Regions from separate parts of the Homo sapiens genome. Here region 1 is linked to region 2. A link is an interaction called in ENCODE POLR2A ChIA-PET data of the cell type or tissue named here. Cell type or tissue: IMR-90. All regions are shown on one strand. Links, peaks and the distances in the headings refer to the core of each region. The heading gives the core; the rest is flanking DNA.

The links. ChIA-PET counts read pairs that join two places held together with the same protein. Peaks named below come from ENCODE experiments on the same cell type or tissue, not always from the same donor. Only the 100,000 strongest peaks of a DNase experiment are listed, where the experiment ranks them.
Region 1: POLR2A ChIA-PET joins it to region 2 with 15 read pairs; 1 of 35 experiments calls an interaction of 5 or more read pairs at or near these places.

Annotation. Positions count from the first base shown.
Region 1 is chr7:137,026,301-137,036,319 of GRCh38, reverse strand. LOC349160 (a long non-coding RNA gene) reads left to right here. Exons shown (of 4, transcript NR_046103.1): 2 at 3,407-3,526. Among named protein-coding and RNA genes, the nearest start is that of MIR490, 130 kb to the right of the region's middle. RefSeq lists a silencer at 9,971-10,019. In IMR-90, for the core only: no CTCF peak of the experiment used is centred there; no DNase peak of the experiment used is centred there; H3K27ac peaks cover 159 bases.
Region 2 is chr7:137,146,284-137,156,302 of GRCh38, reverse strand. All of the region lies in intron 1 of LOC349160 (a long non-coding RNA gene), which reads left to right. Among named protein-coding and RNA genes, the nearest start is that of PTN, 190 kb to the left of the region's middle. In IMR-90, for the core only: no CTCF peak of the experiment used is centred there; a DNase peak (open chromatin) is centred at 4,762; H3K27ac peaks cover 1,903 bases.

The DNA of each region.
Region 1 (10,019 bases), core at 2,948-6,947, 120 kb after region 2:
CCTAGTTTCCTTCAATGATGATATCTTATAAAACTATAGCACAATATAACAACCACACTATTGACATTGATACAGTGACGGTGAAACATTTAAAGGTTCACAAGGATCCCTCATGTTGTCCCCATTTAGCTGCAGTCATTTCTTTCCCTCTTTCATCTCCTTAATCCCTGACAGCACTAATCTTGTCTCCATTTCTTTTTTGTTTGTTTGTTTTTGTTTTTGAGAAAAGAGGTTTAATTGGTTCATGATTCCACAGGCTGTACAGGCTTCTGCTTCTGGGGAGGCCTCAGGAAACTTACAATCATGGTGGAAGGGGAAAGTGAAGCGGGCACGTCTTATGTGGCCAGAGCAGGAGGAAGAGAGGGCAAAGTGGGCGGTGCTACACAGTTTTAAGCAACCAAATCTCCTGAGAACTCACTTTCTTGAGAACAGCAAAGGGGAAGTCTGTCCCCATGATCCAATTACCTCCCACCAGAACCCTCCTCCAACATTGGGGATTACAATTCGACATGAGATTTGGGTTGGGACACATTTCTATAGTTTTAGCAATGTTATGCATATAACCTTTTGGGATTGAATTTTTTTCATTCACTATAATTCCCCGGGGAATCATCCAAGCTGTTGTATATTTCAGTAGTTTATTATTTGTACTGCTAAATAGTACACCATGATATGACATACCAGAGTTTGTTCAACCATTCACTTGTTCATCTGAGTTGTTTCCAATTTGGGGCTATTACAAACAAAAGTGGTATAAACATTCATGGATGAGATTTTTGTGTGAACATAAGTCTTAATTTCCCTGGGATAAACTCAGGAGTACAAATTGCTGGGTTGGATAGTAAATACGTGGTTGGTTTTTAAGACACTGCCAATCTGTTTTCCAGAGTGACTGTACTATTTTGCATTCCCATTAATAATGTCTGAGTGATCTAATTTCCCTACATCCTGGCCAGCATTTGGTGCTGTTTATGTATGTATTAGCCATTGTCATTAGTGTGTTGTGATATTTCACTGTGGTTCTCATTTTTATTTCCCTGATGGCTAATACTTATTTGATGTCAGTGTATCTTCTCTTGTGAAATGTCTGTTCATGTCTTATGCTCATTTTCTAATTCGATTGCTTGCTTTTTTTATTGTGGAGGTTTGAAAGCGCTTCAAATATTCTGTATACTATTTTTGCAAATATTTTCTCACTGTTCATATCTTCTCTTTTCATCTTGTCCACAGTCTTGCGGAGAGCAACGGTTTTTAATTTTTATGAAATCTCATTTATCAGTTTTTCCTTTTATGGCTCATGCTTTCGATGTCAAATCTAAGGACACTCTTTCTAGCCTTAGAAATCAAGTATTTTTTGTTTTTTTTTCCCTAAAAGTTTTGTAAATTTATACTTACTTTTAACTTTATAATGCATTTGAATTATATTTTGTATAAGGTATGAGGCTTAGGTTGAAGTTCACATTTTTGTTGTAGATGTCTAATTGCTCTAGCATCATTTGGTGAAAAGGCTATTTTCCTTCTTTTTTAAATGTTTGGTAGAATTTTCCAGTGAAACCATCTCGCCTGGTGACTTTTTGGGGGGCTATTAGTTTTAAATTATTAATTCAATTTTCTTAATTGTTATGGAGCTATTCAAATTATTTACTTCACATTGGATGAGTTGTGATTATTTGTATTTTCAAGGAGGTGACCTGTTTTATCAAAGTTGTCCATTTTATACATGCATAATTTTTTGTAGCATTCTGTAATCATCCTTTGGGTTATTTGCAGGATGTATAGTGATATATGCTGTTTAACTTCTGAGATCAGGAATTAGTATATTCGCTCTTTATATTCCTTTGTTCATCTTTCTAAAGGTTTGCCAATTTTATTAGTGTTTTCATACAAGCAGCTCTTTCATTTTTTTTTAAAGTAATTTTCGCTTTTACCATTTTATTGCAAATTTTCAAATTTCTCATGAAAACAGAAATACAAACAAGTTCATCAGCAGTCTGGAAATAACTCGTACATGTAGTGAAATTACAAATTGTCCTTTTAAAGAAATGCAATAATTATCCATATAAAATGGAATATCTTTATTGCCTTAAATTACGTTTTATTAATAATAAGAATATAAACTTTTCTATATCAAATAGTCTTTAATTTATATTTCTGTTTTTGGAGGGCCACCATTTCATATATTCTGCCAATTGTTTATGAAGTTTATCTCTTTGCTGTTGATCTGCAAAAGCTGTTTATATATTAAGGACATTAATATTTTTCATTGCGTACATTGCAATTAATTTCTAGTCTGGCTTTATTGTTGTTAAAGGAAGTTTTGTAACAAATTTTTTAAAAAGTTTTCAAAAACAAACATAAAAATCTTTTTTTTTCTTTATGATTTCTGCTTGGATATCAAGGCCTCTTTTTTTTTTTTTTTTTTTTTTTGACTGAGTCTTGCTCCGTCACCCAGGCTGGATGCAGTGGCACGATCTTGGCTCTCTGCAGCCTCCACCTCCCAGGTTCAAGTGATTTTCCTGCCTCAGCTTTCCAAGTAGCTGGGACTACAGGTGTGCACCACCACGCCTGGCTAATTTTTGTATTTTTAGTAGAGACAGGGTTTCACCATGTTGGCCAGGATGATCTTGATCTCTTGACCTCGTGATCTTCCTGCCTCTGCCTCCCACAGTGCTGGGATTACAGGCATGAGCCACGGTGTCTGGCCATTTTTTTTTTTTTTAAAATAATCTCATCTCTTTAAAAAGCAATTCCCCTTTTTATGTGATCTATCATTTGTGTCTGACCCTTTCCCAAAGAGTAACTTTCTTTTTTGTTTTTAACTTTTATTTTAGGTTCAGGGGTACATGTGCAGGTTTGCTGTATAGGTAAATTGTGTGTCATGGGGGTTTGGTGAACAGATATTTCATCACCCAGGTAATAAGCATAGTACCTGATAGGTAGTTTCATGATCCTCACCCTCCTCCCACCCTCCACCCTCAAGTAGGCCCTAGTGTCTATTTTTCCCTTCTTTGTGTCCATGTTTCCTTAATGTTTGTCTCCCACTTATAAGTGAGAACATTCAGTATTTGATTTTCTCTTCCTGCATTAGTTTGCCTAGGATAATGACCTCCAGCTGCATTCATGTTGCTGCAAAGGATATGATTTCATTCTTTTTTATGACCACATAGTGTTGCATGGTGTATACGTTGTACCTCAGTTTCTTTATCCAATCCACCATTGATGGGCATCTAAGTTGATTCCATATCTGTGCTATTGTGAATAGTGCTGCAATGAACATACAAGTACACATGTCTTTTTGGTAGAACAATTTACTTTCCTCTGTGTGCTTACCCAGTAATGGGATTGCTGAGTTCAATGGTAGTTCTATTTTAAGTTCTTTTTTTTTTTTTTTTTTTTTTTTTGACAGGGTGTTGGTGTCCCTCTGTTGCCCAGGCTGGAGTGCAGTGGCAAGACTGGCTCACTGCAACCTCCACCTCCTGGGATCAAGCGATCCTCCCATCTCATCCTCCAGGAGCTGGGACTAAAGGTACATGCCACCATGCCCCGCTACTTCTGTGAGAAATCTCCATACTGCTTTCCACAGTAGCTGAACTAATTTACATTCACACGAGCAGTGTATAAACATTCTTTATTCTCTGCAACCCCACAAGCATCTGTATTTTTTTGACTTTTTAATAGCCATTCTGACTGGTGTGAGATGGTATTTCATTGTGGTTTTGATTTGGATGTCTCCAGTGATTAGTGATGTTGAGCATTTTCATATGCTTGCTGGCTGCGCATATGTCTTCTTTAAAAACTATCTATTTGTGTCATTTGCCCACCTTTTAATGAGGTTGTTTTTTTGCTTGTTAATGTGTTTAAGTTCCTTATAGAATCTGGCTATTAGACCTTTGTCAAATGCATGGTTTGCAAATATTTTCTCCCATTCTGGTGGTTGTCTGTTTACTCTGTTGATAGTTTATTTTGCAGTTCAGAAACTCTTTAGTTTAATTAGGTCCCATATGCGAATTTTTGTTGCAATGTTGTTTGGGGTCTTCATGAAATCTCTGCCATGGCCTATGCCCAGAATGGTATTTCCAAGATTATCTTCCAGAGTCTCTATACATTTACATTTTACATTTAAAAAGCTTAAGTTTCTAAAGTGTTTTTCTCAAATGTATGATATTAAAAAGGGAGGCAGATAATAATAGTCACTCAATTCATGAGATATTCTGTAATTGGTAGTGTCTGTAAAGATCTTTATCTCTTCTTGATTTAAGTGGACATTTTAATGTGTTTTTAAGCCTCTAAACTTTGAGCATTTCTGACCAAATGAAATAACATACAAAATGAAACACATTATTATATTTGATTCAGAAAGAAACTTATAATTCACACTTTTGTTGATGAGGAGACCAGGACAGAAGAAGCAAGAGGTAGGGATAATCAAAATATCAGAATACTTAAGTTTGTCTCACAGATAACTGGCATCTAAATAATGTAAGAGTCTTCACCAAACTTAGGAAATATTTCCAAATGTTCCAAAAGAGTAAGATGATCTTACTTGCCTTCAGATAAAGAGAATAAATATGCCCCTGCCTAGTACAAGAACTAGTTCTGTTGCTTATATAATGCAATAACTTCAAATTCTCAAAATCTGAATTTCTTAGTGATTCTAATGATTTTCATAGTTATGTTTATCTTTCCAATCAAAAGAGCTCAATTTTAGAACAGTGGTAAATATTTTAGAGATTTGGAGTGTTGATTCATGTTTTCTTTCATTTTGTTCATTGCTACTTATCATTTATGTAGAGCAAATGTGTTCTTTGTCTTCGTTTTGGGAAGATATGTTAATCTTGAGTTCAGATTATAATAATGAGTAAATATTTCAAAACCGTCTTCTAAATAACCACTGTGACACTTTGTTTAAAATCATCTTTATGTATATCCACTTGGCTTCAGCTACACAGTCTATGTGATGGAAAAAACTTTTGGATCTTCCCTGTGCAGTACTGGATCTCAAAACCCCAGAATAGAGCCAGATAAATCACTTTCACTCCATAAATATTTTCTGAATAAATGATTTTATGAACAAATGAAAGAATTTGTAGTAATTGGCTCCTGGTTGGTTTGGTCAAACCATCAAATTAAGTCGTAACTCTAAAATAGATGTCTAATTTTCTATTGTCCTCTGAATTCTCAATCCTTGTGCTCGTCCTGATATTCTGGCTTTTGAATCCATCGCTTCAGAATTGGAGTCCTAAATTACCTTTTAAACATTTCATGGAAATTAAAGAATCTTATGCTTTCTACTTTCATAAACAATACTTGTTTATTACCTAAGGACATAGTAGGTAACAATCCATTCAGAATCGATGCATTGAGGAAAGTTTAATAAAGGCGCTATGTACAGAGGTGAGGATGGTGTTTAGGAAATCCATACAAAAGAGAACAGTGCAAGATGCTGGGGCTAGTAACAGAGAAGTGCCATTACCACCCTTCAGCCTGAAAGGCCAAGGGAGGGAGAAGTTACTGGACCTAGATTGCAGGCCACTTGGTTGGCCTCTTGTAGGAGGACACAGCCAAGTTGTGGTGGGTGACCTCAACTAAAAACTAGAAGATAAGTTTTAGTTATGGCTAAGAAGCATATTAATGCGATGCATACAGGTCAGCTTCCCAAAATCCACAGAGCAGGATGGAGAATGTAGTGGACCAGAAGGGGCTGGAGAAAGATACTCAGCATGGCTTGATACATAATGTTGGAATCCAGATGTAAGGACTCTGCCTAATGACCGATGATAAAGTATTTTATTGTGCTTCCTACGCTAAGCCAGCCGCTTACCTGAACAGATCTCTCTCTATTGCTCCCTTCAATTGTCTGTTCTAGCTCTATGTCATTCACTAATGGGAACTCCGTAATTTGCTACAGTCCTTAGCTCTAGCCTATCTCTTCAATCTGACTTTTTCTTGCAGGTCTGATTTTCCTTTGAATCAAAAAATTGTTACTGACTCTTGAGACAGTTCATGTGAGAAATATGATTAGAGCTCTTGGAAGTGAATAAATAAAATTGAAAACACTGCTTTTCTATAGGAAACATCAGCTTTCATATTCAGTAATTTAATTTGAAAACCTCAAGCAGCTTCATCAGAATTTATCCTAAAATATTTCTAAAGATGACTTTGATTTGCTCACCCTCCTCCCTCCACCACATACACAAAATAGAAGGAAAGAATTTAATTTTAGCAAGTTGGATTCTATCTAACATATCAGATCTTGATTATTCATAAATTATTTTGAAAAGTGAATATAGTAGCCATTTGAATGGGCATGCTATTTTGAAGTAAATAAAAAAAAAAACTAAAACCACTGGATCTCATGGCTGGCCCCAACCAACCCCATGGAAAAAATGTAGCCAACTAGTCTGGACTGACATGACCCCAAGTAGCATTTGTTTACCTTGGAACAATATTCTGAAGTTATCTGAGAGTAACCCTGGAAAGACTTGACTTATAAACTCCACCTCATTAGGGTTGGAAGATACAATAACCTCTACTATAAGCACATATCAACTCTATTTTTGGTCCCTTAATCTTCTACTGCCTGAGTGTGCGCTTTTAAATTGAGAGAACAAGCCAGGCATAGTGGCACGTGCCTATAGTCTCAGCTACTTGGGAGGCTGAGGCAGGAGGATCACATGAGCCCAAGAGTTTGAGACCAGTCTGGGCAACATAGTGAGACAATGTCTCTAAAATTAAAATTAAATAAATGCGAGAGAACAATTTGTTTCCTTATGTGCAGGAAATCAAAGTGATATAGGCCAAGTCATTTAACTTCTAAATCAAATATCCCTTATCTGAAAAAAGTGATAATAGTGTCCACCTTATAGGGTAGGTATAAGGATTAGCTTGGGTGAAATGTGTGATGTTCACTGTATAAATTGGTAGGCACTTTGTGAAGGGGCATTTTGTTCCACTAACAATGGTTTCTATGGTTTTGCTTGAGATTAATAAGAATAGTTCTGTTTAAAGACTAATGTCAAAGTATCTGACCATCTAATAGAAATTTCAAGAAGCTCTATAACTGTAAGAGGCTCAGGAGGGTTTAAAGAGGGGGGAAACTCAGGCCTAGACTTAAGTTGCCTCTGTGGGCCCAAGAAGCAGAGCTCCCTGGTCAAGTCTCCAAAGTGGAAGTTTCCTTTAATGTAGGATTGAGAGCTGGGCAAACACTTCTCACTGGGGACTGCAGGTCTTGGGGATAAAGGACAGGGCATTGGTGGAAAAGAAGGGCTGGGAGAAGAGACCCTTTTTGCTGTGTCCCCAAGCCGGCCTTGCCCTCAAATTCTGCAGGCCCCGAGCTCTCTCAGACACCTGTTATATTTATGGACCAGACAATGGGGGAGCATCAAGCACAGCCTGTCTGGGTGTAGCTTCTTCAGCTATCTGGCTGCACCATAGAAACTGGGCATTTCAGGAGGCATCACTTGGGTCACCCTGAAAATCCCCTGGGGGGTTGCAATCCTGGAAAATATTTCAACTAGCTGCTTGAGCTGGATGTACAAAGAAATTAGCAATAAAATAATGCTGTAATGTTGTATGATACTTCAACTGTACAATAATATTGTCACTTATCATAAATGTACCATGGTTTTATTAACAATAAAACCATAAATAGAAATAACAATGAAAAGAAATCTATTAATGAGGTATTAATATAGGAATATATACTGTACATATATATTGCATTATATAAGTATATTATATATTATATATGTAAATATACATTACATATACATATATATTATACATATATAGATATATACATATTCCCCAGAGGTTTAGACCGAGGAAACCAGGTCAAGCTGCTTCTCAGGTGCTTGCTGTATAATTAACCACTTTTAGATTTGAGTCTTGGCTATTCCACATGCATCTGTGACCTTGGGCAATTACTTGATCTCAGAGAGCTTCCAGTTCCTCATCTATAAAATAAGTACAAAAATTTCTCATATGATTAACACCAGATCTAAAAAAATACCTGGAATGTAAAATGAGCTAGAACAGTGTAAGATATGAATAACCTTATTACTGTAATTTACGTGACTATTTAAGCAAAACGCTAAAATGATTTGAGCAATGTCTCAAAAGAAAAGAATAATTATATTCTATCTGGAGTGTTTCATAGTTAATTCCCTTTATTGAGGAAATGGTCTGGAGTTTCCAGAAGTCTCACTTATTTCAGAAAAGCACCGGCTGGGTTTACAGGACACTTAGGACTCTGCAAAGTGAAGGCTAAAAGCTCTGAAATCTTTGGTCTCTATTTCAGTTTTCCATGACAGTAAGTGTTACACATATACAACTTTGAGTACTCCTCTTTGTCAGGCACTCTGCTAGGAGCTTTTCAAACTCTAATTACTTCTAATCCTCAAATTAGTGCTTGTATAAATATATATATAATTTATAGCAATACTATGTATATATAGATATTGACTGTCTTTACATATGAAGAAATTAAATAACTTTCTCAAATTTAGATATCTAGAAAGTAAGGAAAAAATGTTAGTGAGAGAAGAGTGATCATGTATAAAGCACTGTCTTAGGTGAACAAATGTAGATGTGGTCTTTGAATTTTCAAAGCGTATATTCTATAGGTGGAGACAAAAATTTAGTCAAATGATCTCTCATGCATAAATAAAATTTCAGCTATGAAAATTGCTATGGGGGCTATAGTAGGGGATTTGATGTAGTTAGAACACTCAGGGAGGTATACCAGAAAGTCTCATCCTGGATCTGAGATGCAAAGGGTACTTAGGAGCTATCCAGGTAATGATGGGTGAGGAGAGCTTTCCAGGCAAAGTATGATTAAGTGCATGTGCAAAGGTCCTTTAGCAGGGGGTGCATGATGAGGACAGGTGTGGCTTGTGCCAATGTGGCAAGCGCTATGCAATCACATGGGAGTGTGGTGAGAGGTGAGGATGGAGAGGAAGGAGGGGCTATGCCTTGAAGTGCTCCTAGGCCAGATAAAGGATTCTGGACTTTGGCAAAGGAGGGAATCACCCACAGATCTGAAGCAGATTTGCCTTCTGAAAAGACTGCTCTGGTTTCAGTATAGAAGACATATGGGATGGGGTCAGAGCTGATGTGGTAAAATCAGTTAGGCTACCTGTGCTGTGTAGAGGTATTAGTGGAAATGGGAGAAGTTCATAGATTTAACAGATTTGATATTTATGAGGTAAAATTGGGAGGACTGGAGGTATAATTAGAGGTGAAAGTCAAAGGTAGTGCTTTGGTTTCCATTTTGTGCAACTGAGTAGAAGATGGGTTAGGAAATAGCAGAATGGGGCCACTTTTGAGGGTGAAATCAGGAAGGTAGCCTTGAACATGTTGAGGTTGAGAAAGGTGTGAGAAATCCATGAGGGGTGCTCAGGTGGGTAGACAATAGTCTATACAGTGCTGGTGTTCAATGGAGAAGCCTGGAATGGAGGTAAGATTTATGTTCTGTCACATTTAAGATGATAATAAAAGCTGAGGTTATAGATAAGATCAGATCAGAATAGAATAATGAAATGAGACAGAGGCCAGCGTGAAGTGTCAAGGAAATTGAACTGCTGATTTCCAGGGAGGCTGAAGCAAAGTCTTTATGACCATTACAGTTTATAGAGAGCATCTGCTCTTGAAAGTGGGGATAAATGATAAATAAGGTTGTAACCAACCTCAAGACTCAAAGAATCTAAGTTTATATCATAAACTTGAGTGCACGAATACTTCTGAATGAATTCTTCCTGGGGTTGGAATTGCTACCACCTCATTGACAAGAACATAGTCAGCTCCAAGCCAAGTCACCATGGTGACCTGTGTACACTTGAGAACATTTGATATGAGTTTTTGTGGGTGTTGACTTTCTTCTTGTTTGGAGAGAGGAAAACCATATTGGATAGATGTCTTAAAATCAATTCTTTGTGGAAATTATACAAAAACAGGAATGCTTCCTGACACATCTAGTCCACTAAGTACCGATCTAGAAACCAGGCAAACCTGGAGTCCAT
Region 2 (10,019 bases), core at 2,683-6,682:
AAACTGCTCCTGGAAGAAGTACTTGGTAGCTTTAATTCTGGAACTATATCTATTTATCTATCTAAATACTTGGTAGCTTAATTCTGGAACTGTCCTCTACCTATTTATCTATCTATCCATCCATCATATATCTCTTTACTAAATATTAGTAATAAGATTAACTTTTATTGAATTTAATAAGCCTCTGTGCCTTTTCATAAAAATAATATTTTATATTGAAACTAAATGTATTTTAACTTGAAGAGTTTACTTTAATATCTAATAGGCACAAAGAAATTTGTTTAACTTACTTTTTAAAAATATTATCTGATTTACCAGATATCTGCATGTTCATGACCTGCTTTTCTTCTCAAATGAAAACAGCTTCATTGTATTTATTGTGACATATGTTTATTGTAAAGTTCAAACTATAAAAATATGAATAATAAAAAACTGCCTGAAGCCCACCAGTTATTAATTTATGATAGTAATAAATATCTAATAGATAGATGAGTGTGCATACACATTTATACATATTTAAAACTATAGTAGTTATATTTTGTAACCTGTTTTATACACTGTCTTTTTAATTCAAAACTGTTACATAAGACATTTAATGTCAGATGATAGAGATTTACATTGTCATTTTCAATGACCATAGAGAAATGTATTGTTTAAAATATTTAAATAAGCTGATCTTATACTTTTTCAAAATGAAACAACTTGAGAGTGAAAGGGAACCCTATTTACAGTCATCATGAAACAAGAGCCATGAACTGGAATTGTCCTAGGAAAACCAGGATACATGACTGGACTCTATTTAACCAATTCCATAATGCTGGACATTCAAATTGTTTCTAGTTCTTGAAACATTTTGAATGTGATGAATTATCTGCATGTTATCTGCAAATTTGCATGCTTATCTGATCAGCAATTTAGGAAATGTACCTGTATGTGACTTCTGAGTCAAAGGATATATAAACTAAAACATTGGTAAATGTTTCCAAAATACTTTTCAAAAGTTTATGCATATTTATACTCCCATTAAAAGTACCAGGGAGGATATTTCCCTCACTTTATCTTCAAAGTAGATAAATCAGTTTTCTTAATCTTTGCCAAATTGATAGGTAAAAAGTAATGTCTTGTTTCTAATTTTTATGTTTTGTTTTTGATTAGTAAATATTTTCTTTTTTTTTTTTTACTACTTAGTGCCAATTTTTATGTATATGGCAATGTATGAGTAATAAGGGGTTAAAAGAGAAAGAGAAAGTGTCATCTGTTCTTATACTTCACCCATTTTTCTTTCTAACATACTTTTTTTTGGTTTTCATTGATTGTAGGAATTTTTGTGTAAATGGATATTTATCCTTTTATGATGTAGTATTATAATTTTTAAGTACATAGGCTTTGGAATCAATCCAAGCTTAGTGCAAACTGTAGTGCAAGAATTACTAGCTCTAGGACTTTGAACAAGCTTACTGAGATTTATGTATCTTTCATTTGTAAAATAGGAATACAGAGTTATTGAAATGATTAAATTAAATGATGCCTATAAATGATAAAAAAACATAAAATAATAATGATAATAAAGGTAACTACTAAATTCACTGTTATCAAAATTATATTGCAGGTGTATATTTCCATTTTGTCAGTAGCACCTTAAATTTTTTAAGCTACTTACGTAATTCAAAATTTCTTGCTCTTCTTTTAAAAGTCAGTAGGATGTTCAACATTTTTCTTTACATTTTCTTACCTTAGATGTCATGTCTTATAGAGGACACCACTAATAAGAAAATCATTATCTATATTTTCTTCTGAAGACTTTATGTTATGATTTGTGCATTTTGAGTCAACTGAAATTGAATTTGCTATTGTAAGTAAGATAGAGCTACAGTTTTTTCTTTTTTTTTTGCCCTAGATGACTACCCAGTTGCCCCAGCCACTATTGAAAAGTCAGTTGCCTTTCTCATATTGAACTAACAGTTTTGTCATACACTAAGTTATATTTGAGTCTATTTCTGAACTCTCTGCCCATCAGTTTATTTACTTCTGTTCAATTGCCATACGTTCTCCGTCTCATTCTACTGCTTGTATTGCAATCTCCCTCCACACTTCCGTATGCTTTCCAACTGTACCAGACTCTAATTTCCCAAATATGTCTTCCTATATTTCACACTTTCATACCTAATACTGTCATTCAGTTTGCCTTAAGAGTGTTCTACTCCCTTCCAACACATACTTATCATGTAGCTTTTTGGCGTCTTCGAAGCTTCAGTACAAGCATCACTTCTACTAAGCAGTCTTTCCTTAGAATCTAGTCATGTTTTGTTATCCTTTTTCTGTACTCTCATGGAACCATATCAATATTTCTACCAGGATAGTTTTCACATGGTAATCCTTGATTTACACATATTGATTGTATGTCTTCTCCCCTAGAAAGTGTCCAGAGACTGTGCCTTATTCAACTTGTACCCCCAGTGCCTGAAGCATAGGAGATGTCCAATAAATATATTTCTATGAATGAGTTATTTTGGTTTATTAAATGTTGTAAAATGTTCAGTTAAAGGAAAACATGTTGTTCCCTTTAATAACTCAAAGCAGTTTCAACTAAAGGCCTGAACCACATAGTAAATTATAGAAACAAGAGAAGTGAGCAAAAGTTCCACTTGTGTTAATTTTGCTACAGTTGGAAGAAGAAGTGGGTGATTTCATGGCCAAAAGTAACATCTTTCTACTAAGGAACAAGCAAACACACACACACACACACACACACACACACACACTCGCACACATATACATACATACATATATATGTATGTGTATATATATTCATATATATGTATATATATATTCATGTATATGTGTATATATATTCATGTATATGAGTATATATATTCATATATGAGTATATATATTCATATATGTATATATATACATGTATATGAATATATACATATATGAATATATATACATGTATATGAATATATATACATATATGTATATACTCATATATATGTATATATACACATATATGTATATATACTCATGTATGTATATATACTCATATGTGTATATATACTCATATATATGTATATATACTCATATATATGTATATATACTCATATATACGTATATATACTCATATATGTGCATATATATACATATATACACATATATGAATATATATTCATATATGTGTATATATATTCATATACATATATTCATATATATGTATATATATTCATATATGTGAATATATATACACATATATGTATATATACATATATATGAATATATATACATATATGTGTATATATATTCATATATGTGTGTATATATTCATATATGTGTGTGTATATATATTCATATATGTGTGTATATATATTCATATATGTGTGTGTATATATATTCATATATGTGTGTGTATATATATTCATATATGTGTATATATATGAATGATATATGCTCAGGGGAATATATATATTCATATATACATGAATGAGATATGCTCAGGGGAAAGGAGCAGGAACAAGGTGCATCTGTCCACTATATTTTACTTTTTTGATTTTGTTAATGGCCCTGAAAACAAAATTCAGATATTGGAGCAAAGAATATGAATTTGATGAAAAATTTTATATTATTTTAACGGGGAACAAATGGAAAAATTTGTTCCCCATTAGGGAACATGGAGGGACATTTGACTTCAGAGGCATATGGCACTGTGGAGTAGTAAAAGCTCTTCTATGTCCCTGGTGATGGAATGAAGTAGACAAGACGTGAAGGGTTTTTGCGCCATAATCATTTCTCGGAATAGTGAAGCTTAGCCAAACAGAACAGAACAAAAATTAAAAAATTGTGTCTAAGTCAAAGAAGTTATAACCCAAAATTATTTCTGATTCTGAGTACATAATTCTTTTTGTTCAACAAATATTTACATTCATATTACATGCCCCAAACTGAAAATACAGCAAAGAGCACAGCAAGGTCCCTACCCTCATTGAGAATACAGAGTTACCTGTGTTTAGTCTGGTGAGGAGAAACATGTCAATGGTGGTCTAAACTAAAAGTGAGAGTAGGTAGAGGATAAATTATGTATATATTTATATTTTCCCTTGGTCTTTCTATACTATAATGAACAAGTTATTAAATGACTTGTGCTTTCATGATTACTTATTTTCCAAAAACATTTATTACTGTTTTCTTCCCATTTTATATCCCCACCCTGTACTGTACATGTCCTTTCCCTAGTAATGGCTACTGATATTATAGATCTGGCTGCTCAGAGAGACCAGGAGCCTTCTCTAAAGTGGTTCTCAAACCCTGGTGTAGATAAGAATATATTATGGGGTTTTGAAAATGGACTTCTCCTCTGAGTATTCTGATGCAGTAAGTCTGAAATGGAATTCTGTCTTCTACGGGTACCCCAAGTTGAGAACTACCACTCTGTGGAATTGAACAAGTATACTTAGTGATTGTAGATGACATCATTACTTAGAAAATGAGGTGGTGGTGTTTGAAGAAAAGAACATTTTTATTACCTCTACATTTTATATACAACATATATAATTTTGACCATCAACAGCTAGTAATAGCTATCTTCCCCAGGTAGTCAGACCTAGAAATGACTGGCGTCTAGTTCAATAGCTATATTTTAAGGTCTGATCCATCAGGGTATAAGTGGTATGCTGAGTTTTATATATGTTCCACTCTCCATCCTATTTAAAGAGCCATTAAATCATTAACAACCAAATGAATCATACCAATGATGTCATGCCTTTTCCCGCATGTGTGTATACCTTTACTGTTGCCTGACTGGCAAATCTTTCTTTCTCTCTCTCTCTCTCACACACACAACCCCCCCCCGCCAATGTGCTCACGCATACTCACTCAGGCACAAAATTATCTATCTTTAGATTTTTGTTGGACTCTTCTCTTTTGTAAAACAATCAGCATAACAACTGAAAAAAGAATTTGAAAGAAAGGAATATTTTTCTTCCTCTTCTCCTCTCTGGCTACCTCCCAGCAAACTAAGCTATGCAGTTCTGGATTCTGTCTGACACATCTTAACTACTGACATTTAGCAGATGCTTCTCGAAGAAATGGGGGAGGGTGAAGGTGAAGCAGGGGTGTGATATAAGTAATTAGACTAACGATGTCTCAATTATCAAGATGTTCCCACAGTGTCCCCTTCTGTTAGCAAATCTGGAGCAGGAAGCCTGTCTTTAGGAAAGGAAAGGTTGAGTAAAAAGATACATTAATTTGAAAGTTAGAATTTCTAAGTTTAGTATTTATACCCCCCAAAAGGGCAGATAATTGTAAACTTTGATCTATACAAGATCACTAAACTGGTAAAAATAAAGTTAGTTTATAATAGCCCCCTCATCTCCAGCCCTTTGCCATGGCTGAGAGGATAATATGATTGTCTCCACTGATGTTAATGTTAACTGATTCACCTCCTTCTTTCTCTGTGGGCCTCACTAAGTAGTTATTCTTTGGTAGAGCACAAAGAAGTCCAGATTATGCTGCTCAGGTCAAAAATTTAGTGTATTCTGTTCATTTAAGAGTAACTATACCCTCAGGGTTGGGTTGCATCACTGTAATGTAAAAATTAGTAATGTTGGCTGGGCTTTTCAACATATCACATATAAACTTGAGAGTAATTAGTTCCTTACCATTATCCACTATTTGGATTTGTAAAGAGAGAAAATAAGTACTCAGCAAGAGAGAGCAAGCATGTAAAAAGCCAAAGTGGAGGCAAAATATATTTTAAGTTCAATAATGCATGCCACTCCAGGCCTGTTCCTAGAGTCTTGCTGAATCCTTTACTTGTTGTCTAGGAAATCTTTCTATATACAAGGGCAAGATTTTGAAATGGGCAAAAGAGATTGCTGGATATCATTTCAGTGAAATGCTGAAACCTCCAAGGATTGTCTGATCCTGTAGAGGTGTCTGCCTTCATTTTATTCTGTTTTTAACTAGGCTGTTTCACAATGCTGACAAGAAGTTAACCTGTAGAAATCCAATAGCAATGCAAATGATTCCTGTCCATAGAAATCCAAATTATGTCTGGTGGAATGCAATTGATTATCAATCTGTGGATATTAAATATGAATCAGTTTTATTAGTTTTTGCATCCATTGTAAATGTTTCAGCATTTCTAATAAGACTGAGTGTGTGATACTTTGAGTGCTTTTTGAAATAGTTACAGCATCTATGATTTCTCTTATTAATTAATGAGTTAAATAAAATCTTCCAAATCTTCCATGTGTTTACATCTGTATGTCATGTTTATATGTCTTTTTAAGAATTGTCCTTTGTCGGCCGGGCGCGGTGGCTCACGCTTGTAATCCCAGCACTCTGGGAGGCCGAGGCGGGTGGATCACAAGGTCGGGAGATCGAGACCACGGTGAAACCCCGTCTCTACTAAAAATACAAAAAATTAGCCGGGCGTGGTGGTGGGCGCCTGTAGTCCCGGCTACTCGGGAGGCTGAGGCAGGAGAATGGCGTGAACCCGGGAGGCGGAGCTTGCAGTGAGCCGAGATTGCGCCACTGCACTCCAGCCTGGGGGACAGAGCAAGACTCCGTCTCAAAAAAAAAAAAAAAAAAGAATTGTCCTTTGTCATCCTTTTTGTGAATGCCACTTTAATTTAGTTAGAAGAAATTTGTTCGTTGCAGCACCAAAGGGTTCTAACTATTGCATAGAGTACCTTTCTTGCTTGCTTTTTTTGTCTGTTTTTTTTTTTTTTAACTAAGACAATCTACTTGACAAAACAAACCATCATGAGAAGGAGGTTTTGACACTTTAAGCTTAGAATAAATTGAAGTGTGTCTATAAAAACATGAAATATTCTTTTTGAAAGTACCATATAAATGCTAGTGCCTATTGCTAATGAACAGAATTGAATGGTATTAAGAGAAAAGTTATTAAGCTTCAGTGATACTCCTTCATATTGTGTGTAACCACCACAGGTATTGCTTTCTTTTTTTAAGTCAATGATTTTGAGTTTCATTGTCTTTAAATAGTACTGGAGACTGCAAAATTCTAATTTTTGATGACTTCTTCTCCAGCATTTTTTATTCATGTTCAAACCTCCTGTTATAACATTACCTAGTGACAGAACTATTATGATTTCTAAGATTGTAGTTTATTTCATTTTATCTTGGTTTTGGTGCCTTAGTTTCCAAAGTAAATTATCTAAAAGACTTCACTCCAAGAAGTGTTACAGATGCTGTCATGCATTGTACTATGTGTCCATTTTGTTAGTTTCAAAGTCTGACTTCTCCTGACCTCATCCTAAGATTATGTGCTCTATTCCATTTACAGTCCCATAGTCCCATAACTGCTGGATGTAATGAGTATAATTCCAGCAATCTGGCAGTGCCACAGTAGAAAGCATTGATGGGTCTGAATTTGATTCATGAAGGCTCTAGAGACTGTTGTTTTGGCATTTTAAGATCAAAACACCTCTTAAGACAGATGATTCTTCCTTCTCTGAAATTGAGGGCAGAGTCTGGAATGGAATCAGTGAAGTTCAACATAAATGAAATGTAACACATTTTAATTAATAGTATTACCAGGCAAACTTTTTAAAGAGAGTAGCAAGACAAGTTCATAGAGCAATGCATTTTCCTTGTGTCTTTTTATCAAGTGTCGACCTCTGTGGTAGTGAGAATTCTAAAATGCACCCTAAATTCTCATCTGAACATACATGCCAGGTATAATCTTCTCGGTTTCACTGTTGTTGGGACCAATGAACATAACAGGATACCAGGTCATTGATTAGGCTATTAATCAGTTGGCTTTGAGCTAATCAAAAGGGAGATTGTCCTGGGTGGGCCTAACCTGATCAGGTAACCCTTTTAAAAGAAGGTCACACACTGGAATCTCTCTCCCACTCCTTTGGAAGAAAACAAATGTGGTGAACTGCCTCTGGTGAGCTCCATTTGGCTAAGACCTGAGGCAGCTTCTAGGACCTGAGGGCACTCCTTGGCTGACAGCAAGAAAACAGGGCTTCCGTCCTACAGCCACAAGAAATTGAATTCTGCCAGCAACATACCTGAGTTGGAAGAGCACCTTGAACTCCAGATGAAAATGCAGTCCTACCAACATGTCGATTTCAACCTTGTGAGGCCTTGAGCAGGGGACTCAGTTATGTGTGCCCTGCCTTCTGACCTACCAAAACTGTAAGATAATAGATGGGTGTTGTTATAAGCCAGTGAGTTTGGGCTAACTTTTTACACAGCAAGAGAAAACTAATGCAACCACTCTTCAGAAGTGGTCATTACAGACAAGGATATGTTGGTGTAAACTCAGGTTTCCTCAGGAAACAATATGTAGGGGCCCTTCAGAGAGAATCCACGGGAAGCCAATTCAGTGGAGTGGAACACAGCTTGTTAAGGATGCCCTGAGGAATTTGAACACAGATGCATTCTCTAGTTTGGCAAGGTGAGTCTCCCCTGAAGTGGAGCTTCTCATGCACGCAAAACTGGGAGAGGAACCATTTTCTTCCCACAATTTCTTGTGGGCTGCTCCTTTTGTAAAATACAATAAACATAAATGAATACAAAATATAAAACTTTTTTAAAAGGACATTCAAAATATAAACTCCAATTTTTTGTCATTCAACAGATACAGATTTACTCTGTGAAGTTGCCATGCCACATTCCAAATGCTTACTCTCCATGTTGGCACTTATCTCCTTTGAGACCAGTTACGAACAGCAGACCAACCCAATATGTGAATCGCATTCTAAGGAGCACTGCTTGGAGAGGCACCAAATTCCACCAATGCCCTCTCTGCTTCTATGCGTGGAATGTACATCTAGCATTCAGCAAAGATAACTTGCTATGTTCAGAGAGGACCATGCCTAATTATAGGTATTTTCTATTTTGGAGCTAGCTGGTCATTTTTTAGTTCAGTGTAGATACTCCCCACACTTGCAATCAAAAATATAAATGGTAGCTCCAACTCCACTTTTTAATAGCCATGTGATCCTATAAAGTTATTTATGCTTCCCAAACCTCCTTTTTTTCTTCTTTGTAAAATGGCAATAATATCAGTAACATATCTCTTATGGTTGTGAAGATTAATGAGGTAGCAGGTATGCATGTGTTTTGTAAGCTGTTAAGCACTTTATACATGCATGAATTAATAGTATTTCTATTCTTAGAGTTTCCCTCAATAACTCATTCCAGCATGCTCTGCACAGAGGTTGGGAAATGAGAAAAATCTGGCCATGCGCTCTAAACAACTTGATTTTACTAACAATTTCTGGGAATCACTGAGAACCGTGTGTGTGTAAATGGCAGATACTGAAAAGATCTCTTTGTTACATTAATAACAGGCTCCTCCGAAACTCTTGTTTATGTGTAGAATGTTTCTAATTAATAACATAAGCAGGAGTAATGGTCATTGAATTCCATCCTCTAATCATGGCCTCCATTCTGCAGCTATTCTCACGGGTATGTGAGGCAGGCAGTATTTGTATTCAAAGAACATCTGCAATACTCTGTCTAGTACCATCAGCAGGCATTGTGGCATCTTAACATTACAACTTCTAGAAATGGAACAGGGAGAGGAAGACAGCCACATCAGGCTTACAACAGGAATCCCAGCTCTGCCCGTCAGTAACAGGAATTTGCGTGGTCAGATTGCTCCGACAATGCATTCGTTTTAGACATAAATACAAAAACCATTTTAGATTATTACTCATAAGGTTAAAATTCTTCTCTGTGGTTACCTTCAACTTTTTACCTTTAAAAGAATCACTTTAAAGTAGATTTATTACATGATAGTCTGGTTTCACTTAGAGAATTAAAAGGCAGAGACAATATTATAACGTCTTAGCTGGTTTTTTTTTTTTTTTGCCACTGGATAGAAATTGAATTATGTCTTCAAATATATTTTCCAGTTTACTATCCCATTGCCTATTTCTTTTAATCTTTATGAGTGAACCTACAAAAACAAAATCCCTCAGAGAGGAGGCAAATCCCTGTGGCTAACACTCCATGAGTCACTTTGAATATTTGTTATGACCTCA